5 separate regions of the Mus musculus genome follow, and all the other regions are linked to region 5. The links are chromatin loops, found by intact Hi-C in ENCODE. Cell type or tissue: heart. All regions are shown on one strand.

What was found. A loop is a pair of places that touch in the nucleus more often than their neighbours do. Peaks named below come from ENCODE experiments on the same cell type or tissue, not always from the same donor. Only the 100,000 strongest peaks of a DNase experiment are listed, where the experiment ranks them.
Region 1: a loop joins it to region 5, with 2.6 times the contacts of the local background. A loop is called at or near these places in 10 of 42 quality-filtered maps.
Region 2: a loop joins it to region 5, with 9 times the contacts of the local background. A loop is called at or near these places in 6 of 42 quality-filtered maps.
Region 3: a loop joins it to region 5, with 6 times the contacts of the local background. A loop is called at or near these places in 9 of 42 quality-filtered maps.
Region 4: a loop joins it to region 5, with 8 times the contacts of the local background. A loop is called at or near these places in 16 of 42 quality-filtered maps.

What each region holds. Positions count from the first base shown.
Region 1 is chr13:42,050,074-42,055,073 of GRCm38, reverse strand. Hivep1 (human immunodeficiency virus type I enhancer binding protein 1) reads right to left here and starts at 3,053. Exons shown (of 9, transcript NM_007772.2): 1 at 2,984-3,053. It overlaps Gm28707 (a long non-coding RNA gene), which reads right to left. Exons shown (of 2, transcript XR_001780922.2): 2 at 4,507-5,000. In heart, CTCF peaks have their summits at 1,619 and 2,752 (motif pointing right); DNase peaks (open chromatin) are centred at 2,203, 3,383 and 3,743; H3K4me3 peaks cover 3,877 bases; H3K27ac peaks cover 3,617 bases.
Region 2 is chr13:41,744,871-41,749,870 of GRCm38, reverse strand. No RefSeq gene overlaps it. Among named protein-coding and RNA genes, the nearest start is that of Gm40925, 70 kb to the right of the region's middle. In heart, CTCF peaks have their summits at 2,556 and 2,755 (motif pointing left); a DNase peak (open chromatin) is centred at 850; H3K27ac peaks cover 928 bases.
Region 3 is chr13:42,173,185-42,178,184 of GRCm38, reverse strand. All of the region lies in intron 7 of Hivep1 (human immunodeficiency virus type I enhancer binding protein 1), which reads right to left. Among named protein-coding and RNA genes, the nearest start is that of Gm32778, 11 kb to the left of the region's middle. In heart, a CTCF peak has its summit at 2,980 (motif pointing left); no DNase peak of the experiment used is centred here; H3K27ac peaks cover 662 bases.
Region 4 is chr13:41,640,284-41,645,283 of GRCm38, reverse strand. It overlaps Tmem170b (transmembrane protein 170B), which reads right to left. Exons shown (of 3, transcript NM_001163572.2): 3 at 3,930-5,000. Among named protein-coding and RNA genes, the nearest start is that of Gm5082, 6.1 kb to the left of the region's middle. RefSeq lists an enhancer at 601-2,072. In heart, a CTCF peak has its summit at 2,210 (motif pointing left); a DNase peak (open chromatin) is centred at 1,323; H3K27ac peaks cover 2,622 bases.
Region 5 is chr13:42,242,998-42,247,997 of GRCm38, reverse strand. No RefSeq gene overlaps it. Among named protein-coding and RNA genes, the nearest start is that of Edn1, 56 kb to the left of the region's middle. In heart, a CTCF peak has its summit at 3,034 (motif pointing right); no DNase peak of the experiment used is centred here; H3K27ac peaks cover 2,044 bases.

The DNA of each region.
Region 1 (5,000 bases), 190 kb after region 5:
ATAAGGGAAGCCCAATGTCCTGGCCATGTCACTTCAGTTGACTCAGTTAACATGCACAGTTGCAATGGTGGCTGTTCCCCAGTGATGGCTGACATGCCTTGGCGGGACTGCACATGCCTGTGATCAGCGGCTACATGTTGACCTTTGAGTAGACCACAGACATGCCTCGAATCCATGTTGGCGCACTTAGTTATCAAAGCAAGATATTCCAGAGCATTCTGTCCCCTCTGGCACAGGCCAGGCACTGTTCCAATCAGCATGTGTGACTAAAAAAGTTGCATTGCCAGTGACACAAGATGATCACGCTGCCTAAACAAAAAGCAGTCCTTTGTTGACTTAAGCATCTGAGGCTTGGGAATTACTTGTTACTGCAGCACAACCTAGTCTGTCCTGACTCTGCTTTTTCAAGCTGAAATGCATCATGCCAAGACCCAACAGGCATGTCCAACCTACAGCCCAAGGACTAAGTCTGACTGAAGATCTCTACTCATGCTGCCTTTACTAATGCTGCCTAACACAAAATAGTAAACTTACTTAAAACATTACAAGATTTCTTTTGAGATTTTTTTTTGTAACTCTGTTGCAAGGTCCTCCAGCCTATGTTGCAATGCCAAAAGGTTGAACGTGCCTGAAAGTTAACCACCCATCTGTCCAAATCAGCAACCTCCCTCTCTCCTCTTCCACTAGATTCTTTCTCAATAATCAGTTAAAAGTTTAGCTTCAACTTCCTGCAACAGTGCTGATAAGCAAAGCCCATTAAGCAGGCCCTATGGGGTGAAACCAAGTTTAATCACTAAGCAAACACAATAGACTAAGGATGCTTTTGTTTAAAACCTCTCATATCTATTACTGTACACGACACAAGAGAACACTTATTGGGTTTACTGTAGAGTTTCTACTTATCACCTAATTTAATCCTAACAACCGAATCAACTGCTCAAACTCAGCCATTTTACAGAGGTAGGGGAAAAAAGTTTTGGGAGAGATTAAAAAAAAATTAACAACTCCAATTCATCCATTTTACAAAGAGAAAACAAAACAAAAAACAAAACAAAACAAAAAAAAAACAAGTTTAGAGAGAGATTATGAAATCTTCCTCAGAACGTGGCCCCACATGACACCTTGCCCATTTCCTCTGAGAAGATAACATTTACCTACCAAGGACAATCCCCTCCCAAAGGGATGAATGACACAGCAAATCATGAAGACATACTTTGGAATCAAACCTGACCAGGTTCAAGGCCAGGCTTTACCCCATTCTGTGTGGCCTTGTTCAAGGTACTTAAGCTCTCAGAAAAGAAGATCAGATTTCCCAAGCTGTAAAATCAGGAAACATTATCCACCCCAAACGGGCTAAGGACTGAGGAGTAAGCTACACAATGTAGAAGCTTTGCCTACCACATGAAAATGCTGAAATATTAATTCCCTGGAAGAACGCCTCTAAGGTAAAGAACATGTATCCCAGACTAAGGTTTTAGATGTATGTTTTCACTTTAGTTAAAACGCATAAGGAAAAGGCGGCTATTACCGTGCTTGCGACTGTAAGCAACACGGCTCTTAACACGGCTATTAGTCGGCATAACACAAACTATCCCCAATCTAACGCCAGGGGAAGAATAAGAAACAGGACGGTCAATGATGGGTGAAAGATAGAGCTCCTCAACTCCCCCTACCACAGAGGCATCAGCTATAGCATCCAAAAAGGTTTTGACTGCACAGAGAATTTAAAGATAAAGCTGTAAGTGTTCCGTTCCGTATTAAAACTAAAGCTTTTAAGCGGTCACGATATTACGAAGTTTTTAAAGCGTGAACTCGGATTGTAAGCCGATCACGTGACCTCCCACAGCTCCCAAGCTTAAATGTTAAAATATGCAAATTCCCAACCTGTAACAGCTTTGTGCGACCCGGTTTTGCAGCCTCCAGCCCCCCTGTCCCTAGCTGTCCAGCCCACATTTAAATCCGCGGTGGAGAAGTGGTTATTTTCAAAGACGACAGCACCACCGTGGCGACTAGGACCAGTGATCGACCATTCTTTCTCGAGAAAGAAATACATACTACAAGGTGCAAAAACAGGACACAATCAAAAAAGCGTAAAGACAGTCACAAGGAGAAAAAACATGAATGAATGTGGAGGGCGGAGCCTGGGAAAACCCCTCTGCAACGCTGCACTGAACAAAGCGCTTCGCATGCCAGAAGGAGGGGGGAATGGAAGTGCCAGCTCCGGAAGGAGCCTAGAGTGGATGCGGAGAGCAGGAGGAGGAGGAGGAGGAGGACAGAGTCGGCGAGAGCAGCAGCCTTGAGACTCCTCCTCGCGCCAGCCTCGCCACAGCCCCCTCCCCTCTCTAGCCGCAACTCCGGCTGGAGCCCGACCCCGCGGCGAGCCCAAGCCGCCCCGCGCCCCTACCCACCGGCCCCGACCCACCAGCGGCGGGCGCGCGCCCTACGGGGAGGGAAACTACCCAGGTGGCCCGGAGTAAACAGGCACTCCGGGCAAAGACCGAAAGGGAAAGCGAGCCACAAAGCCGGGAGGTGCGGAAGCCGCGGCCTGGTCTCCCGCAGCCCCGCCGAGCCCTCCTGCGAGAAGCGGCCGCGGCGACCAGGAGGCCGGCCCTCCGTACCTGCTGGGCTCGCAGGACCGCAGCTCCCGCCGCCCGTGCGGCCAGGACCCGCCGAAGTGGCAAGCGGCTCCCGCACGCAGCATCCCCTCCGCAAGGTCGGCGCCGGCACACGCGCACACACTCACTCACACGCACACCCGCGCGCCCGCCCGCCAGGGGGAGGTGGTCCCGGCCCCCGCCCCCCGCGCCGCGCTCTCCCGGGTGCAGCGCCCCCACCGCCGCGCCCGGCCCCGCACCCGTCGGGAACTGCGCTGCACTTGACAACCGGGACATCAGCACAAGCGGAGCCTCCTCCCGACGGGCACCGAGGCGCGAGCTGGGCGCGGGAGGGACCGAGTGGAACCCGGCGGGAGAGCGGCCTTTACCTCTCCCGGGTGTCCGTGAGGACGGCTGGCAGCGCGAGGGCGGCCAGGGCGAAGGTCGGCGGCTTCCCCCCGCGCGTGGGCGGGGCAGCAGGGGATCCCCGGGGGCGGCGGGGCGGGGGCTGCGGCGGGAGGGCGGGCTCCTGTGAAGCCGGCCCGGGGCCCCCTGCCGCCCCGCCCGCCCGCCCGCCCGCCGCAGGCCCCGCCGCGGGGACCCAGGACGCAGGAGGAGGCGCGGCCCGAAGGGCGGGGCGGGGCGGGGCGGCAGCGGAGGCGGGGCTCCGCGGCCCGGGGAAGCCCGGCCGGGCCGCAGTCGGGGGCGGTTGGCCCGGGAGGAGGGGCGGGGCCGGGCGGGGCCGGATTCTCTTTACCGTCTTTTGACTTTCTAGAGCAGGCTGTGGGCCGGCCCGGTGACGTCATGGTGTCTCCCAGCCCCGCCCCTCGCCCTGGCCCTGGTAGGGAGGAGGAGGAGGAGGAGGACCCTGGAGGGAGGGGGGACCCCAAGGGGGTTTCCTCTGCTCCGCGTAGAGGGAAGGGGAAAATCATAGTGAAACTTGAAACGCATTAACTTTAAAAAATAACTTTTAAAAAAGAGAGAGAGAATGAAAGGGGGCTGGGTTGTTGACTTGGAGGGTCAGAGGGGACGTGTTATTAAGCCCTAAACTGAAACCACTTTTTTGGTGGCGGATGTTCTATTAAAAGACCGAGGAAAGCCAAGGTTATTCCGGAGAGAGCCGGTGCTTCCCAGAGCCTAAGCAGCGGCGAGCGCAGTTAACCCCTCCTTAGCTGCCTGTCAGCTGGGGACTAACCCGCGAGGGAACTTTGGAAGCCGAAGAGGGGGTGCGGGGCGGAGCCACCCAGCAGGCTTCTGGAACTCTGGGGGAGTGAACAGGGAAGACAGACTAATTTATTACAAACCAGAGTTTGACCCCGGCTGCTAGAAAGCGTTAGAGAACGGGAACTGGAAACTTCTGGAAATATCAGGAGAGCTGACTCTGGGGAACGAAGCAGGTTTTCAAGGGTAGGCATAATACTAGCAGTTTGAACTTAAAAATTACACGCATCCACAAAAAAAAAAAAAAGCCGATAGAAGATTGTACGGGCCACCTCAAAGTTGGAAAGAATAAGGTGTTAAAAAAAAAAAGGCGCAAAACAAAAATATTCTTTGTTAAGCGATCATACGCCCACTAACAGCTGACCATCTGTGCAAACTTGTTTTGCTCCCTTAGGCTTTCATAAAGATGTCCAGGTCGTTCCTGCTAACGGTTGACCCCTAAAATCCCCCGAGGAAGTCCTACCTCTAGCTTGCTGGAGCTAAGAAAAGCACAAAGCCCCAGAATGGAAATTATTAAAAATGGAATACTTGGTAATGGCAAGCTTAGAGCCAAAAATAATGTTTTGCAGAGGAAGAAAATATGCCTACCAAAAAGTAAATTTGGTCATAGGAGCAAAGATTATGCAGCTAGAAAGCTCGGGTGGTGGGTAATACTATGTCAGCCTTACAATGAAAGAGTACCATTTTAATATTCCAGTAAGATGTCTTCTATTTTATTAAATGAAATACCCAATGGGTAGGATTCATAAAACATATAATGTAGTTCCCCTCCCCCAGCCGAGCTGTTTGAACCAAAAGATAAACATGCAGACATAGATAATGTGTTAAGATTAAAAACAAAAAGTCTTCAGAAGTCGAGTTTTTGTTACTTGAAACAGAAAGAGAAGAAAAAAAAGTTAAGTGCCAGAGAGAAATTTTTAACTCAATATTTGCTGAAGACAACAGAAATGTATCCATGAACCCAGGATGTCTCCAAGATACAGCAATGCTAAGAGCGTTTGAGAAAACTGCATATCTGGTTTTGATTTGTCATTTTACTGTGTTTTCTTGAGCAACAAACCAGTATTAAAACTTCTCTCTGAGATAGTTAATATAAGAACACTTTCCTGGTAAGTTTTCTGAATTGTCTAAATGCGTTTTTTTTTTTTTCCATACCAAAATGCAGGGAAAGGCAGCTATGTTAAA
Region 2 (5,000 bases), 500 kb after region 5:
ATGGTTTGAAAGTGTCACCCAAGAATCCATGTGTTAAAATGAACTTCGAAATTTACATGTTAGTGGTAACCTTACCTTTGTGAGGTGATTAGGCTAGATGACACAGCCAGGCGCTTACAGGAATACAATTTTTCGGATGTTCTCTTCACCCCCAGCACAGAGATTCTGAATTTGTCTGCACTATGAACCCCGCGCTAGGTGTTTAAAGATAGTTCTAATACGCAGCCAAAGCTGAAATTCCCCTCCACGTAGAAGAATCCTGCTTAAATTGTCTTCGAACCACTGGCTGCTTTCCTAGCTGCTTTGAGCAGCCAGTGCCAAACCAGATAAGCAGAACTGGAGACCTGGCCTCACTGGGTACGCAGCAGAGGTGAGCTTGAGGCACAGCCTGGAGCCAAACTCTGCTAGAGGCATGGAAGCATCTATAGAGACTTTGGGTCGAGACTTCTCACAGCTCCCTATAGACGTGAACCGATGTGTTTTCCGGGCATTGAACACCAGGCTGTGAGCACCGCGGGGGTGGCACCTGTGGGGATACTTTTGACATTCCACATCAGCATTTTCCCTGGGCCTCCAGCCTGCACATTTGAGAATTGCCAGATCCTGTCATCCCTGGAGCCTATTCCTTGAATGAAATTGCCTTCGACATGCACTCGAATCCGATTGGTGCTGTCTCTCTGCAGAGCCTGACTAACATACTCCCAAAGCGTTGCTCCTTGCATTAGTTCCTTCCTCTCAGTCTACCTCAAGCTTGCTCGCTGCCCACACTCCCTCCATCAGCCCACTCTGTATCATTTGCCTGCAGTCCCTGTGACTCATAGGCCTATAATAATCCTTCGGCTTCTGCTTGCCAAGTTCCCACTCCCTCCTCTCTTCATTCAAGAGTCTTCCCAGATGCCACACCAGCCATCCAATCAAGGGAACAACAGCCCGCGCTTCCTAGAATGAACCCAACCAGTGGAACAGAGTTAACGAAGATCAAATAAATGGATGAGTGCTGTTTGAAAATTAATTTCTGAGACTGTTCCACATACGACCCTCATAGAATGTTGAGTTCCAAGAAGGGATAGGAGCTGCTTGCTTCACAAGACACTTTGTCCCCGCCCACAGCCTGTGTCAATCTGTCAGTCTGTGGCTAATGGAGCTCATAAGCCTCTGGTCCTGGGGCAGGACTTCCTGAATGGGTGCTAAAAGCCATTGTTCTGAATAATGACAGGCTGAAAAGATAGCTTCCGCTACCTCGTAGGATGGCTTCCTATGAGAAGGTCTGGAAGAGTCAGGGAAAGTTCCTAAGAAAGTCACAATCCCTTGATACTGGCTCATCATAATGGCGGCTTCTAGATAGGCTCCAGGGCCTGTGATAAACTCGGTGCGAGCACTTCATAACATCCTAAGCAAGGAGTGCAATCATGTCTGGGGGAGGAGGGTGGGCCAAGAAGCCCACCTGTGTTTAGAGTCAGGAAGCTCAGCTCAGCTCAGAGGTCATTACTAGCTGGAGTAGAAGAGCAGCTATGGCCAGAGTGTAGCAGTTACTATAAAAGATCTCCAAAGGTTCTCATTGCCACCCACATGCTGTAGATGACAAGGAACCCAAATACCTCTCCTCTCTCTCAAATACCAGGAGGAGCCCACTGAGACACACTCCTAATAGTTATTACCATGCTGTGGCCTTGAGGCTCCTCCAAGAAGCTAACTGTCCCAAACACCCTGAATGGTTTGAGGGAAAAGTGATGTCCAAAAAGACCGAAAGCCAGAATGGTTAATTCACTTTCTGTGAGCTCCTAAAATGTCAAGGTGGAAAAAAAAAAAAGTAGACTCTCTAGGCACTCTAAATCCAATTAGTTCCAATTCTACAGCACTTATAGTCATAGGTGACTCAGCCCTGCAGAGTTTGGTCTCTTCTTATGCAAATCGGAAGCATGATGCCAGCTTTCTGCTGGTTACCAGGAGAATAGACAATAGTAATAAGGACTCACCCAATAGCATTTGTTTTTCCTTCTCCGTTCTCGTGATACAAGGGCTCCCTCAATGCCACGAGGGATTTGATTGGTCATCACTTGCAAGCCCTGGTCAGATTTAGTGCTAAATCCTTGGCACACAAAGGAGCAATGCTGACCCAAGGAATAAGATGTGGGTGGGAGGAAAGAAAACTCACTGAGTATCACCAAGAAAGCAAGAGGGTCCCAGGTCACACCACATCGTATATTAAAAAGAATACAAAGAAGGACAATGAAGACAACACATATCACGAATGCCACGGACACCAGAAACCTTAGATTTCAGTGGGTTTTCCCCAGTACTGCATCTTCAGTAATTAACACAGCGTCAATAGAGTCACCTAAAGAGAAGAAAGAGGCGCTGTTGCCATATCCTCCCCCTTCCCACCCAGCATATGGATGGACAACGCTTCCAGGCAGCTCCTGCAACACAGTGCACCAGAAATAAATTCAAACAGCAATTAGGAAAAGACAAGGAGGAGGGCCTGCTCAACATTTGGAGATGGAGTATTCAGAGCACATTTGTTTACATTCAATCTCCCATCTTATATTAAGTTGGCTTGGCAGGATGTCTTGACAATGGTTGCATAAATTTAACAGGGAGGAGGGACGTCGCCTCCTACCCTCCTCTGTGTGTGTGTGTGTGTGTGTGTGTGTGTGTGTGTCCTTCTGGGCTTCAACTGTATTTTTCTCTTCATTATGTGCTAAGCCTTCCATTAAATGAGAAGATGAGAGCCCCCTGGTGGTTGAATTAATTCTTCCTTTCTTAGAGGTGTTGAAACACAGTTATCTTGGGTTGTGAAATTCCTATGCCTTGTTTTGATTAGCGAATCTCCTTTGTTAAACAGGCCGTGTCCCATGGTGGTGTCACACCTTGAACTTCTTTGATGTCCATCCTCTGCACTTAGGCAAATAATCAAGGTACCTTCTGAAAAGTAAAAAAATAAAAATACCGCTTCAGTAATTACATCTGAGATGTATATCTAACACAATTTATTAGGTATCTCTACACAGTCTGACACCCTACTGGGTATAAGGAAAAAAAAAAAAAACCAAGGAAATTTAAGTCACCTTTGACCTTGACAAGCTTACATCAGAGAAAAGATGGCCTCGAGGCTTTTAAAGATGTGGTTTCCCTATAAAACTGACCTAGTTCATCAAGTGACTTAGTGTTCTTATCTGCTCCCAGCCTTCCTTCATTCTCCTACACTCCAATCCAATTACCAACAATTTACAACCAACTCCACTCCTGGCATTCCATTGACATGAGCCTCATTAACGCAGGGCACCATCCTTTCAGATCCTTCTCTAAACTTTCGGGTTTTTGACAATGATTTTGAGTTTATGCAATGGACCGTTTCCCAGAGGTTCATGTGTCCTTTGTCTAATGGTACTGAGAAGTAAGGGGACTGTAAAAACGTGGGAATTGATAGGAAATAAAGCAATGGGATAAAATGGTCAAAAATGGGTGGGTGTCTTTCTATAGAGACTGGGCTAGTCCCCTCAGGAGCTAGACGAGCTCTGTGTGGAGATGCTCAGCCTCACTCTGCTCTCTCTCACAAACATGCCTCTCTTGCTTGCTTGTCCACTCTTCTTCCACATTGTAATCAAGCAAATAGCCCGGCCAGAAGCTGAGCAGACCTGACCCCATGCTCCTGGACCCCCATGGTCAGCACAGGCACATAGTGTAGAACTCAGAGTGTATAATAGTGACAACATTAGAAAAGGCTTAAAAAAAAAAAAAAAAAAACCTTAGTCCACCTAGTTTCCTTCTTCCAAGCAACTATAAGTCCACATGAGTTAATTGTACTTAAAACAGATATAAGTAGGCTCTTTAAAAAAAATAATATCCTGCTGTCTGGTTGCTCTTATTTTTAACTTTCAATGAACATTGTTGACAACTCTGACTCAGTGTAATGCAGGCTACTTTGTCCTCTCTAAAGAACTACATAGAAGTATGTTGTGCGCATCATAGTTTATTTAATCAGTTCCCTGTTGGTGTAAATTCAGACCTTCTTCAATCGTTTACTATTACAAGTTGGCACTGTGGTGAATATCTTCATACAGACATCATTTGTACACATGCCAGAATATATTTAGACTAATTCCTAGAAGTGGAGTTACTGGATCAGAGGGATATGTATATTTTTACTTTTGACAGTTACTGCCAAATTATCCTTTATCAGAGTCTATCCACCCTGACAGAGAATGGGGCTCTGTTTTCCAAAATCTTCAGTAATATATTGAATTATAACTTTGAGTTTTCTCTGTACCAATCCTATGGGAGGAAATGGAATCTCAGTAGAGTTTTAGCTTAAATTATTCTTGAGTGAGGTTAAACATCACATAACATTTTTAAAGTATTAAACTATATCCTCATATTTATTTATAATCATTTTGGCAGTACCAGAAAAGTCATCCAGGATTTACATATAGATATTCAAGGCCATCAAGTTACATACCCCACCAGAATATGACATGTATGACATATATGAATTTTCCATAAACATGCTTTCTATATACTTTATCCTCTCTTCCTTCCTTTCTTCCTTCTTCCCTTTTTCTCCCTCCCTCTTTCTCCCCTACCTCGCTGGTCTCAACTGTCAACTTAGCCCGACCTAGACTCACCTAGGAAGAGCCTTAATGGGAAATTATCTGGGTCAGGTTGGTCTGTGTGCATGTCTGTGGATGATTGTCTTGATTGTTAACTAATGTGGGGAGATCCACACTGAATTGTACAGCATCATCTCATAGGAGGGGCTTGGGACTGTAGGAGAGGAGACAGAACTAGCTGAGAACTAGGCAGGAAAAAATATTCATGTAATTATTTTCTGCTGTTGACTGAGAACATGCTACTTTAGATTCCTACCTGGACTTCACCACAGTAGTGGGCAATGGCCTGGAACCATAAGTTGAATAAACCCTAAGTTACTTTTGACAACATCAATATTTTATTGCAGCAACAGAAATGATTCTCCCTCACCCCCTCTTTCTGTTCCCCAG
Region 3 (5,000 bases), 70 kb after region 5:
TTTCTATAAATTCACATCACATCAAGACTTCTCTGGTAAGCATCTCCCACTGTTAATAGGAGTCAACACTTGAAATGAATTCTATCTCTTCTACAAGCACTGGCACCTACAGGCACTGGAAATTATGGCACGCACCCTAACCTAGGTGCATGCTTTACACTTATTTATTTTTTACTATCCAATAGTGTTCTTCCTACTCTTGCCTTTCTTACTCAATTGTACATATGAATGTAAAATGGCTCTACTCTTGCTCCAGCCATCTATACTAGTAGAGAATTTAGCTTAGCAGTATATATATGCCAACACCACCTGGTCATAATTAAAACCAGCACTAATTAAGGGTTACAGTAAGTGAAAAATGCAGTTAATGAGTTTTAGTGTTATACAGAGTTGAGATTCAATGCACACGGTTTGTGCTAAACACTTCCATTCAGCCATATTTAAAACTGACTAGAGGATGATCTGAAAGGTCAACAATAGATTATAGTTATTAAGCTAGCTTATTAAAGATACACATGAGTTCCTTGTTTAAAGGCAGAGACATTAAAAGCTTCATATAATTATCTGATTATGGATAGCAGACTATATGAAGCATAGCCTCCAAGGAGAGTGTAAACTAATAATTGAACTTAATTTCTTAATGTTTTATCTCCCTAACAAAGTTTAAGAGTGAGTTGTCAGGGTTAGTTGTCATACAGCTCTAAACTTCCTTCCTCGAAAGAGCCATCAGCCTTGATGCTGAGGGAACCCAAGGAGAGACTGCCATTCTTTTCTTTCAGCTCCCTTCCCAGGGTCTGGAGAGAATGGTCTTTCTTTCTCTGAGAGAATTGGTGTCTGAATTTCCCAAAGAGAAAGGTCACTGTCAAAAGTTCTGGAAATCTACAAATGAATAGTGGATTACCATCTATTTGTCAAACCAGTCCAGTATTTTGGAACAAAGAAAATGATAAGGTGGGTAATATCCATGAGTAGAAGATAGAGTTTCCTGGAGATACATGAAAACGCTCTAAGAACCTTATATAGCCACACCACAGCAATCATTCTACCTAAGTCCAGCTTGGTTGGAATTGGGGTTACAGATACAGGCAGCTACAATGCTAAGAAGAATCACCCCAACTCCAGCAACTGTCAGCCTCTCAGCCTAGGGGAAGGGCCTTGTATACATGGCGTTTGAGCCTTCTCTCACACAATTTCTAGGTCATTCCCAGAAGACAGTTCTTTCCACAACAGGGCTCTAAGCGCCTGTTCAGTTCTGCTGTACTGGTTATGTACTGCTGTATGCTAGTTAAGAGGCCAGCTCCCAGAGACGCCTGCTGGCAGTGAATCAGGACTGGTCCCCAGGAAATGCCTGGCTGGTTTTGTTTGTTTTGATTTTTGTTATTTTTGTTGTTGTTTTGTTTTTTAACTAAAAATGTTTTTAAAGATGTATCTTTATTCCATGACTCTTCAGCCTGCATTGTGTATGTATAGTATGTGTACACAGGCACTAAGGGAGGCTAGAAGAGGCTTCAGTATCTCCCTGAAACTGGATTTACAGAGGTTTGTGAGCCACCATGTGGGTGCTGGGAGCAGTAAGTGTTCTTAATTGCTGAGCCATCTTTCTAGTCCTGTTTGTAGCTTTTATCAGTATGCAAAGAGGTGACACAGACTTGGCCATTTCTCCAAAGCCTCACCGAGTATGAGTTTATGAAATTGATGTGCTATTTAACATAGTAACTATGGCGGCACTCACAGTTCCTTGGTTACCTGGCCTGGCAACTCTAGTCACTACCACATTTGGCTCACTGTCTATTCTTGTAAAGAAAATTTTGTGGTGGTGGTGGGGGCACAGCAAGCTTGTTTGTATGCTGCAGTACAACTGGAGTTTGCTAGCAGTGACAACAGAGAACATACAGCCAAGCATGCCTGAGATACTTACTACCCGGCACTTTAAGAAAAAGGTTGCCGGCGCCAGGCTGTTTGTATCATGTTACCAAATCAAAACAAAATCCCTATGATATGACAGTTAATAGATAACATACCTTACAAAGGAAGTTAGGGGCTTAGATGGCTGGAAAGCATCTGTACTGGCTAGTTTTGTGTCAACTTGACACAGCTGGGTTATCACAGGGAAAGGAGCTTCAGTTGAGGAAATGCCTCCATGAGAGCCAACTCTAAGGCATTTTCTCAATTAGTGATCAAGGGGGAAAGGCCCCTTGTGGGTGGGACCATCTCAGGACTGGTAGTCTTGGTTCTATAAGAAAGCAGGCTGAGCAAGTCAGGTGAGGCAAGCCAGTAAAGAACATCCCTCCATGGCCTCTGCATCAGCTCCTGCTTCCTGACCTGCTTGAGTTCCAGTCCTGACTTCCTTGGTGATGGACAGCAATATGGAAGTGTAAGCCGAATAAACCCTTTCCTCCCCAACTTGCTTCTTGGTCATGATGTTTGTGCAGGAATAGAAATCCTGACTAAGACAGCATCCAACCAGCATGTGAACCCCAGACTCTCCTCACCATTCCAACAGGACTCACTGCCTTCTTATTATCATATTGCAGCCATTATTATTTTTAGTGTGTACAACATAGGCTAATACCCCAGGAAGATAAATGCTCTGGCTTCTCTGTGGTAGCCATTAGAGGCTATGGAGAAGACATCCACATTTGCTTAACAAATTTGTAAATAAATGGCACTTAAAAGCTCCATGCAATTTGTTCTTCCAGACACAATCCCCATTCACTGTAAATGTTTCTAACACATGACACAATTTTTAGATTACAAAAGTTATTTCTTTTTTGCATGTACAATTTAACCCAAGAAGGAAAAGAGAATCTTTTAATGTAGCAGTGGGGTTTTTTTTCCCCCCTCCAAAATGAATGCTCGAAAAAGCTTATAACAAAGGCTTCCCTGAGAATTTCTTTGGGAAAGGACCTTCTTCCCAAGGCTGCCTGGATGAGCCATAATCTGCTCCCACCGCTGCCAGACAGTGACACCTGCTGGATGAGCTGGAGCCACAAAGACAGCAGCAGCCCAGAAGACAAGGTCCCCTCCCCAACTCTTTTGTTATAACTAGTCTGGATTTATTTTCCTCCCAGTTAGGAAGTACTAGGTTGAAAGCCAAACAACAGCAGCCAGGGAAACCCTTCTGTAAAGCTTGTGAATAATGCTTCTATTTAAAGTAGGAAAGCAACCTACATGAACACAGTGGGCCAGAACTGCAGACTGTTAGCTTTAGGCATAAACCAGAAGGCCACCCTTGCTCTGTTGTTTGTAAGTAATTGCTATCAACACTGCACTAAGTATACGTCTTAAAGGCCATTATGATTTCCTATTCTACAAAGAAACTTAAAGACAATAGATGTTTGTGTGAAAAATCTGGTACTGACAGCCTACTGGCCTCATTTAGAAGGAAAATGTTGCTAGTACTTTTATAAAATTCACTCAGTGCTTCTAAGGGTAAACATGACCCAGGCTTGCAAGCCTGTGGTCTGAACCATTATCTCATGTATATAGGTCAGTACTTAAAATTCCATTGCAAAGCATACTTCTCCCTGCACTAGCCCTTTGAGGCTGCTGTCCCTGGGCTGGCCACTGAGGACACACATTAACATTCCTTGTGCTGAAGTCTAGCACTCTGTTGATGAAAACATTCTTTGGATCAAAGGCTGAAAAGCAAATTGCTGGTGGCACCATTTTTGACACAAAGGTGCAAACGAAGATATATTCCTTAATACCCTCAAAACACAAGGGCAAGACTCCTGAGGCCACATAATTTTATATGGCAAGACTATGGGAATGTGCAGTATGAAGTTGAAAAGATCCAACTTTTCAGGAGCTTATACCATAATTATACATTATACATTGCTAATTTTAAAGCTAAGTGGTAACAACTTCTAAATTGCAAATGTATAATTGCAAATTATAATGGCTGTGTACAAAAATGTATATTCAACTCTACTTGATTCTCCATCCTTGAGCCAGCGCCACTGAAAATGACATCATAAATTCCTGTGCTAGCGGAGTGAGGGGAAGCCTACAAAGCCCACTGCTGCAAGGGCCCGCTAGAGAATCAGGAAACGCAAGGATCTGCAGCCCACCTCACCGGGTCTCTCTGACTTCACTGAACATATTCTGTCAGTGGAGAATGTGCATGAGAAAACTATCACCTGACAGCTGGGACATAGAGACTGAGGCCAGTGAAGCTAAGGAGACTAAGTGTAGAGAGAACCTTCAGTGAGAACTACAATGGGCTGGAGAGCACGTGCTGCTGTGCAGAGGGTCAGACTTCAGTCTGCATCACCCACGTCAAGCAGCTCGCCTCTAACTCCCAGGGATCCAGTATTTTTTCTGGCCTCAGCAAGCACTGCATACACACGCACAGAGCCACACTTAGGCAAACATGCACATATGTAATCAAGAACAATCGAAATCTTCACAATAAAACAAGGACAAGTTATTCCTATAGAGGAATAACTAAAGGACAACATATTTAAAAGCTTCAAGTTTCCCCACAAAGCTGTACAGCTGTACAGCTGTACAGCTGACCAAGAGACTACCAAATGGTGATGGTGTTTAAACAACGAGGAGCAGCCCACCAGGCTTAGCAGAAATCATGCAGTTGCATTTGAGTGTTCAACATGTCCTTGTTTAATGAAGAAAGGCTCAGACATTCCTTGGTAATGATTATTTATGACCTAGAGAAAAGAACGGTTTGGTAACCAGGACCCTAAATGTGCCTTTTAACTGGAAAAGCACCAAGGCTTCTGGAAGAATCAAATCTCCTGAATTATGTCCTGCTGTTTGTTTTTAAAGACTCCCCACTCCCCATGTCTGTAATAATCAAGGGCTAAGTTTAAGGCTGTGACTTTCATGGATGTGTACCAAATGTAACAGGCCTTCTTCTCTTATTGTGTGTGTGTGTGTGTGTGTGTGTGTGTGTGTGTATGTGTGTATGTATGTATGTATGTATGTATGTATGTATGTATGTATGCATGAAGTATGCACATGTGTGTGGAGTGTGCTCT
Region 4 (5,000 bases), 600 kb after region 5:
CAGAGTCTCAGGTAGGCCTTTCTGCTTTCTTTACAAAGTGTTAAGATGAAGCTTAACATGTAGAAGAGCTGGACTCAGGCTGTCCAGGAAATAATCCATGCCCAAAGAACCCACTGGCCCCCGAGGCTTACCAGAGTCCAGACAAGGGCTGCTGTAGTCACTGTAGGGTGGCCCTCAGAACAGACTTTGTTTAACCAGCTGCCCAAGTTCCATGAAAGACCTTTGTTTAACGAGTAAATGTATTCTGGACAGAAAAGCAGGAACAAAACACACATTGGGGTCTATCCCCATGGAAGAATGCTTTCCTGGTGTGCACAAAACCCTGGGTTGCAACCCAAACAGGACCAACAAATTCCCTAAATAAACAACAATAATGCTTCCCGAGTCATATCAGACTGGGAAGATAAAATGAAGCACGTTGGAGAGGTTTGACATTGAAGGTTGGGAAACAGCAGAATTACTGCTCTGCCAATAATAGCAGCTTTTATATTTCTCTAGGCACACATGAGAACAAACACACACACACACACACACACCACGGGGGTGGGGTGGGGGAGAGAGAGGTTATGATTTAAATTTGAATTTCTCTTGCCTTCTCATTGACCTTGAAAACCCAAGTAGCTCAAATTACACATGTTTGAACTGAGAATCGTAGACACTAACGTTTCAAACATAGTACTGGTGTTGAGGGTACAGTGAGGGTTACGGCTGAAGCTTAGGTTAGCGTTGAGTTCACAGTGACAGCTCAGTCCCAGTCCAGGGATGTAAGAGAATGCACCTGTTCAGATGGTGTGACACAAACCACGGCAGCTCAACCTCTGAGAAGAGAAGGAGAGTTCATTTACTTTGGGGAAGTAGACAAGACATTAGGTTTAAAATGGAGTCTCATGTACACAGAGGTCAGTCCAGAAAGATGACCAGGTCTCTCCTTAGGGACAAATCCCACCCATTTCTGTAGGGTGCCCTGCTACCTTCTTGTATCGCTGTTTGGAATCACCCAATGGCACTAGTCCCAACATAAAGGGACAAGGAAGGAAGAGCAGGCTTATGAAAACTCTCAGGTCCTCTTCTCAAGGTGTCCTGACCACAGCTGGAAGCGCCTTCCGTGTTTGTCTGCACAGTCCCTACAGAGGTCAGAGCACACTGGGTAATGTGCTGTGTGCTTTTCAAGTCAAAAAAGCTATGGACATAAAAGCACCTGCCCTTCGGGGGTCCGAGCTATAGTTATTTCTGTACAACAATACACAAAGCCAACAGCAACAGGATCTGAGGTGGCTGGTGACCTGGTGGCACAGCTGACAGGCGCGTCATGCCTGTCCTTCAGAGGACCTCACTAAAGTCACTGCTGTGGCTTCCTCAGCATGGACATATTTGGTCTAGGGAATGCAAGGAATTTGCTGGCTGAGCAAGTTCATCCATTCTGCTTTGTAAGGCTCCTCTCCATAACTGTTTCTAAAAAAAGAAAGAAAAAAAATCCCCCAGCGGGCTCTGTCGCCAGAGTAGCACCCTGGTCAAGGGGACAGTTTAAGTTTGAAAGAAATTTCTCAACATGCACTGTACCTACTCCCCAACACTGAATCTGGTTCTTGCTTTGTTCATTACCACTCCCTAGAATTACTGTCTGTCTGTCTGTCCTGAAGACAGATAAATGGATGACAGAGGAAGCAGAATTATAGGTTGAATATAGAAATTATTCTGGGTTTACTGGTGTTTAAACAGAGTCACAGAAACTGATCATGGCCATGTTAAAGCAATGGGTGGCAGACCAGGACCTGATAGGCAACGGTCATAGTGCCTTAAGGTTGTGGAATATTTGTAGTAGGCTTCGTCCCCTAGACACTATGTAACTGACACTTGCTACGTACTATACTCAATTTGATAAAGTATCACTAGGCAATAAGTATTTGAATTAAAAAATACATAAATCAAGGCCAGGCTAGTGACATAGTTTAAAAAAAAATCACATTATTACAACTAATGTGAAATTTTCTATTTGGAAACAACCCTCAACAGTGTATCTTAAACATTCTTAAGAAGTAAAAATTGACCAACAATGGCATGCAGAAACCATGCTTTTTCTCACGTTTAATTTACTTACGTATGTGTTAAACAAAAAATTAGCCGTGTCTTAAGGGAATAAGCCCAAAAGGACAAACTAAATTAATCTGGATGCCCAAGTAGAAAAAGGTGGAACAACTCTGCCATCTAGTGGCAAAATATGGCCTGGCAACTAAACCAGCCAACCCAATTCCCTTCTATAAATTCTCCTCAGGACTATGAGCCCAAGACTGGCTCTGGTAACAAAAAAATAACGAAAACTTCAGTGCACGTAGACAGTCCTAAGAGGTAGAGATGTTTCTCAAGTGTTTCTGGAGGTAGATCCAACTTCCGTCTGAGAGATCCACCATGGGGTTTGATTTCCTTCATTGTTCCTAAAAACACAGACCTTGTTCATCCCTAACTTAGGCGTGCGTGCCCATTCAGTGACAGTGAGTCTGAGCTGGTCTCTCCTGCCTGAGCAGGACTTGTCCTCCACTAGGTGGCTTGGAAGAGGACTCAAGTGTCTTTTTTTCTGGGTTTTCTTTGTCTCTGATCTTGTCTGAAATTTAGGGTCTTCTCACAATGCTCAGCGGATATAAAATATTTAAGGATACTTACCCGTTTCAAAAACATTTCAAAATATTACTCTGAGCCCAAGAAAGATGATACAAAGTAATAAACTTTGTGTGCATTTGTGCAAGATGTACCTTCCGTCTCGAGTTCTTGTTTGGTTGGATTGGGTTCACAGTCTCTGTGGAAAGGTATTCTTTTTTTTGGGGGGAGGGGGGTTTCGAGACAGGGTTTCTCTGTATAGCCCTGGCTGTCTTGAAACTCACTTTGTAGACCAGGCTGGCCTTGAACTCAGAAATCCGCCTGCCTCTGCCTCCCGAGTGCTGGGATTAAAGGCGTGCGCCACCACGCCCGGCTGGAAAGTTATTCTTATGGCAGAATGAGAACGTCTTCTGTTCCAAAAGAAAAGGAAAGTAGACTTCAGTTTAGTAAGAATTAGATAAACACCAGTACATGTGAAAATTGTCTGCATCCTTAACATGCAGTTAGGCTACTTTTTGTCCCAGTGACATTCATAGGGAGTGGCTCTCTGCTCCCTCCTCAAGAGGATGGTTAGCCTGGCATCTCCCTCAGCAATCTTTTAAGAACTCTGACTACATATTGACTCCCAGGTTCCATATTGCCATGTTATGTGTGTATCAAGGCCGATGACTGATGCCTTCCCATCACTCTCCATTTATATCTGAACTTTCTCCACCATATGGGTACTGGAGACTGAACTTAGGTCATCAGATTCTGTGGCAAGTGCCTTCATTCACTACCCATCTCGCTAAGGATACCTTATTTTTAGAGACGGTCTCTACTGGACCTAGAACTTATCAATCAGGACTGGCTAAGGAGCAAACACAGGGTGCCTTTTGTCTCTGTGACCTTACATTTGATGTTTTACATGAGTGCTGGAGCTCTGGATGCAACCAGCATTACTGACTGAGCCACCACCCCAGTCCTGTGACTTCATTTTTAGAATAGTGACTTGTAGAAATAAATGCGTATGTGGCCCAGGGTTGGTTTAGGACAAGATTGGTTACCAGCAAATATAACAGTTAACTAAACTGTCTTTCAACCTGCTGCTTAACCTTTTCAACACTTTCAAAGTCCACAGGTGAAACTGGCCCAGACAAAACTGACAGAAGATCCAGAAAGGCCATGACGTTTTATTTTCTATGGCTTTTGTGGAACCAGGGTCTGGGCCCAGGATCTTACAGATGCAGGCAAACTGCCTCCAGGCCACTCCACTGGTGTATGAGAACACAGCGAGTCCGCTGTGAACAAGGTGGGAAGAGACAGGATGGAAATAAGCCAGGAGTTCAGCACTGTATAGTTTTTAAAGACAGGTTTATTTATATATATAAGTGCATGAAATTGAATACAGAAACTTTATTAAAATACTGTATATTACAAACTTTAATCCAATAAATTCTGTGTAATGACACTGAAGTGCTGGATTCACTGTGACAGATGTCCTGTGTGTTTTCAACAGTTCACCCTGTATATTACAAAGAGGAGAGCCATGTGCAGATGGATCTCAGAAGTTGTCCTGGGACCAGACGCGGATGGTGTAAGTTGTGCATCTTTTCTTTACAGCTGTGAATTGAACTGCACTCTTATCTTCTGAGGCCAACTTTCAAGAACCAAAATAACTTGCATATGTTTATTGCTGCCCTTTGAAGAAAATGTGTGGTGAAAAATAATTTAAAATAAGGACCAGCATCTCTGAGGCTAACATGATGCTTACAGCGATTAAAATACTTAAAATTCACTGCAAAATTTGTGTCTCCAGGGAGTTATGCTATATACACAATGAGATTTGTACATGACTTGGGAAATAAAAAAATCGCTCATATAAAATTAAAAATCAATAGTATACACTATTTACAACCTGTTAGGTATTACATATAAACATAGTTGAAATAATCCTTCAGAATGAAATTGTTTTATGTAAACATGCAACACACACACTCTTACAGTGTAGTTTATAGTCTTAACAGAAGGGGAAGTCATGTTCACATAACGCGGGTACCTCACCAAACACACTTTTGTCTGAGTATCACCCTCCAACGTCTAGTCTTCCTGTCTTTAAGCTTCACAGTACATTTAATATTTCTATTGTAAAAATAAATCCCTGATGGTAAACATATGTCTAAAGGTTACATAAAGTGTCTGCCTTTGTAACTACAATATTAAACTAACACTGTCCACACAGGAATCTCTAGTTTACCTAAAACTCAACTTTAAAATCCCACATTTGTTTGTCTACATTTTTCTACTTTCATACTTACTTGGAAAAAAAGAAAGGGAAAGAAGGAGAGGCAAATACCCCCGTGTGGTGAAGGACTGTAGAAGCAGTTGTGGCCTGTCACAGTCAGTGGCTAATGTCTACGGAACCGGAA
Region 5 (5,000 bases):
AGGGGCCAAGAACTTATTTTCATTATATCAGTCTTTGAGAAACTGAGAAATATTAAGCTTTAAGTCACTTTGTGAAGTAGAGATTTTATGTAAAACCTAAAGGAAGACATAGAAGTAGAAACTGTATAAAAAGCTGAAGAAGAATTCTTCAGAGTTCTGATTGCACAGTGTAATACTATCTATACACAAAGACAGAGACTCACACTGTCAGAAAACTATCAGATGTCCCTACTCTGAAAGACTCAGTCACTTAATAGATGTTACGAGAAAATACTTGTGAGGTCCGTTCTTTTATTCCATAGAAAGTCACATTCACACAAAAAAAGGTCTCTTGGCTGAATATCACCCATAAGTTCTAACTCATAGCTATGTGATTTTTTTGTGCAAGAATCTAGTTATAAAATTTGTTTATAATTTTGTAAAAAAAAAATTTAGAGTCAATTGTCAGTTTGACACAACCTAGAATTAACTTGGGAAGAGCATCTCAATGAAGATTGTTTCTAATGGATTGGGCTATAGACATGTCTGTGGGGAGTGCTCTTAAATAGGAAGAGCAAGCCCACCGTGGGTGACACCATTTCCTAGAAAGGGGATCCTAAACTACAGAAGAGTAGAGAAATTGATCTCAGCAACCAAATAAGCCACACATGTGCATCTGTTTAGTATGTTCTTGAGTGGGGGTGTGATGTGACTGACTTTTTAAAGTTTCTGCCTCGCTTTCCCACAATGGTAGATGATTTACATTGTTATCACGTTTTCAGAACTGTCACCTACCTGAAAAGCTCTTTATAATCTAAGAATGGAGCATTCTATTTTGAGCCAAGAACCATACTTAGGAAGCTTCCCGGGTTCACCCACAGCAGGAGCTACTGGTTTTGGAACCTGCTCCTACCCCAAGTCCAACCTCCTTATCTAACATTTTGGAGAAAGCAAATTTATATAAAAAGCCATACTTTGAGAAAGGCAAATCTAGTTTATTAAATTAGGAGCTGGCATGCAAATACTCATTAACTGGAATCATAAAGTGTGCATTAAAATCGATTATGCTATTTATCTCACACACACACACACACACAATCCCCAGAAGGAGAAGTTTCCTTCTTTCTGTTTAAAGCTCAGAAATAAGTTTTATGGCCCTAGAATGAATGAGGGGTACTTCTCTACCATTCAGTGAGAAACTTGTCAAGAAACATTTCTGTCACCCCCAAAGGCAGAATATATTCACAAAGACTTACACAATATTATTTTTATGAAATCCTGCTTTCGAAAATGATAAAGCCTGCTTGTGGATGTGGAGATGACTCGGTGGGATTGTTGCCTGAGTTCAGAGCCCCCGAACCCATGGAAACAACCAAGCACAGCTATGTGTATCTGTAACCCCAGGCCTGTCTGCGAGGGATTAGAAAGCCAGGCAGATCTGAGGGGCCTTTTTGACTCCTAGTCTAGCTGTTCCAGCAAGCTCCTGTCTCAAAAACTAACTAACAAAAGGTGGAGAGTGAGTGAGTGCAGAAGACACCTGCTGTTGACCTGTGGCCTCCACACACATGCACAGGCAAGGACACCTGCAGACACACACACAAATCTATGCACACACATGTGTATCCCCTGCCCACACACAAATAATAATAACAAAAAATAATAGGAAAAAACTTGAAAACTAAACTAAGAGACCGGAAAGAAAAGCACAGGAATTAAAGAAGGCAAGAGCAGCTTTGAAAAAAACACTAGGCCAAAGTTCTCACATACTAGCCTTTCTTCCAAAGGAAGGCAATCCACGTGATGCGAGATGCTTCCTCTTCTCATGTACTTTAGAAAAGCTTTTCACTTTCTTTTTTGGTCTCTGGCAGGGGACTTCCTACCATATAGCTTCATCCCTCCTTAAACTCCGTGAATTAGCCTCCTCTGGAAAAAGTAGATTCCAAGTCCTGCAAACCATTGTTCCTAGAAATGTTATCAAATGAGACTGACTGTAGGCAAGTGATCTCCTTACTAAAATTAGCAGCAGACTCCGTTGCGAACAGAAAGGAAGTCTGCGTGGAACGGACTAGAACTGAGACAGCTGAGACTCACTCTTTCCATCCGTTTCGATGGGCCCTGTGTCAGTGTCACCATCCTTGTCGTGGGTTTCCTGGCCCTCAAGTGACATAATGGTATCCCACTGGCAAAGTGACATAGCCAAGGATATGAGCAATGTCACAAGATATATAATGTACAAGCTGTCCCTTGGATTGACTCAGATTGCTATGGCTTACCTTACATGTTAGTCAGACAGATATATCCAGTCTTCTTCCTAAGCAGCCTACATAATAAAATAAAATAACTACCTGTTAAAGAATCTATCTTGCTTAGAATAAACACTCTAACTCTCCCAGTGAATATTTGTCAAATAATACTTTTTGGTTTTGTTTGCGTATGAGATGATGATGGCCCCATGTACTCTTGCACATCTCCCCAAACAAGAACTTTCTCCTCTCTTCAGACTGTCTCAAAAAGTGGTGGGGTACCAGTGAATTGCCCCTCTGTAAGTCTGGAACCTTCTTGGTCAATGCAATGTTGAAGAGCAGGCAACTTCAAGTCCTATCAGAAAGTGCCAACGAGGATTCTAGCAGCCCAGGTTAGGGGGAAGCCAGGAATGGTCTCTAATCTTGGTCTTATCTGCTGACCTTGGGGTCAGCTGAGTCGTCATTTGGAGACACCTGCCTTCGAGTCCTTCCCCCTGCTTATATGTGATTGGATCATTTGGTGACCTCAGCCTCAGTTTCTTCCCTTATAAATTGATGTTATTGGGCCCATTTTGCTGTGGTTTTGAAAGGATTAAATGATCGTGATGTGTGATGAGTGAAGTAAATTAATGACCCAAACCTGGGACTCACTCCACAAAAAGGCTTGCCACCATCAGCTGATCTAAAAGTCTCCCGCAGCAATAGAAAGTTCCCATGGGGGCTTCTGCTTAGTCTGAGATTCTGTTTTTGGATCCTGGCTTCCTTACCACCAGCTGAGGGAGCATTTCCAGGTTCAGGTCTTCAATTCTTCCACTTTAATAAATGCTTTAGACCACAAGGTGGTGCTTTATTCTAAAGTTTGATATCAGGAGGCTTTTCCAACTGCAACCAGGGTGCAGCACACAGAGAGTGCATTCCGTGTCACTAAGCCCAGCTTCCAAACCATGATCCGAACATCTGTGTGGAATCCTTAGCCCTGTGACTAATCACCTCGAAGCACAAGCCATAAAATGAGCTTCCAGGATAGGAAGAGGGTCAGAGGCACGGCAAGACACAGTTCCCTTTTCAATGGTGTTTATGTAAATCTTGTATCAAATCTACAGTGGTACAGTGTCCCTTCAGTCCCCCAGTGAGCAATCATTCAAAGAATACAGAGATGAGCAAAATGAGGGTGACCTTGTGACATTGATCCCGAAGTAGGAAATAGCCCATTTCCCCTTTGATACCTCCAGCCACAAGCATGAGCCAGGGTCATGGGGGCTCTGCATGCAAAGCATGTTCCCACCCTCCTTCATTTTCCACACACTCATATACTGGGTCTCCCTGAACTGGCATCATACCACCATTGGCCAATTGCCCATGGGTGTGAAGCCCTGTAGGGAGTCAACTTCCTGTGGGCGTGGTTTCCACATCTCCAGATGCAGCCAGATATACATCAAATATGTATTTAAAAAATACCTCTGAATTTCTGAGAATGTGGCTTGTAACATATGCAAAACACCCCAAGTTAAGAGCCCTAGCACCCACATCCCTGGAGCTTGCTAGCCAGCCAACCTACAGAAAGCACCAAGCTCTAGATCAAACCTCAAGGTCATAGGCAGAGAGCAAGAAAGCAGAAAACCCATCATCTTACTCTGGATTCTGTGTGGTGTGGAAGTGCAGGCATACACGTGCATGTGCGAGCGTGAGCTCATACACACACACACACACACACACACACACACACACACACACACAAGTGGACACACATATATTGCCTCTGCAATTAAATCAACAGATATTTTCTTGTCATTATTACCTAAATAACTAAGTATGACAACTTTTTACACAGTATTGATAATCTAAGCCTTTAAAGTATATAGGAGGGGCTCGAGAAATGGTTCAGCAGTTAAGAGTGCACATTTGTCTTCCAGAAGACCAGAGTTCAGTTCTTAGCACACATATAGGATGGCTCACAATCATCTGTGACTTCAGATACAGAACTGACACCTTCTTCTAGCCTCCTCAGGCATACATACATACAGACAGACAGACAGACACACAAAATAAACCTTACAAATCCATAAAGTGTATGAGAGGATATGTATAGGCCCTGTGCAAACATTACTCCTTTTTATGGTGGAAACTTAATCTGCAGGGGTCTTGGAACCAATTGTTAGATTCCAAGGAAATCTGAGGAATAACAGTACCTTTACCTTAGTTTGTTAGAGATTAGGTTGTCAGGACTTTACAGTCATTATTAAGAGAAAATACAGAATTAGTCCTGAGCTATCATGGCTCTGTCAGCAACTTTGGGAGTTTCCACAATTTCTGTTCTTTATGGAGGAAAAAAAAAAAAACAAAACAAAACAAAGCAAAACAAACAAAAAACAGGTAGACCAGATGACTGCAAAGATCCTCTTTAGTATAAACATTCTGATGCCAGGAGTGGTGGCTCACAACTGTAATCCCAGCACTTGGGAGGCCGAGGCAGGATTGCTACACGTTTGAAACCAGTCTGGAGGATGTAGAGAGTGTCAAGTCAGTATCAGCCTGCATAGCAAAACCCCGCCCTCCCCTTCCCCCAACAAACGAACAAAACCCTGGCATTCTGTAAGTCAGTCTTATCCAAGACCACCCCTGAAAGCGGGTTGAAGTAGTGGAAGTTTGGATAATTGTAGATGAGGGTAAGAGGAGAGGAAACCAAGCAAAGATACTTCTGGTCAGAAAAGGCTAGCATAGGGACAGTTGGGGTGGGGGTGGTGGCAGGGGCGACAAGACTTGTGAATGCAATGCCCA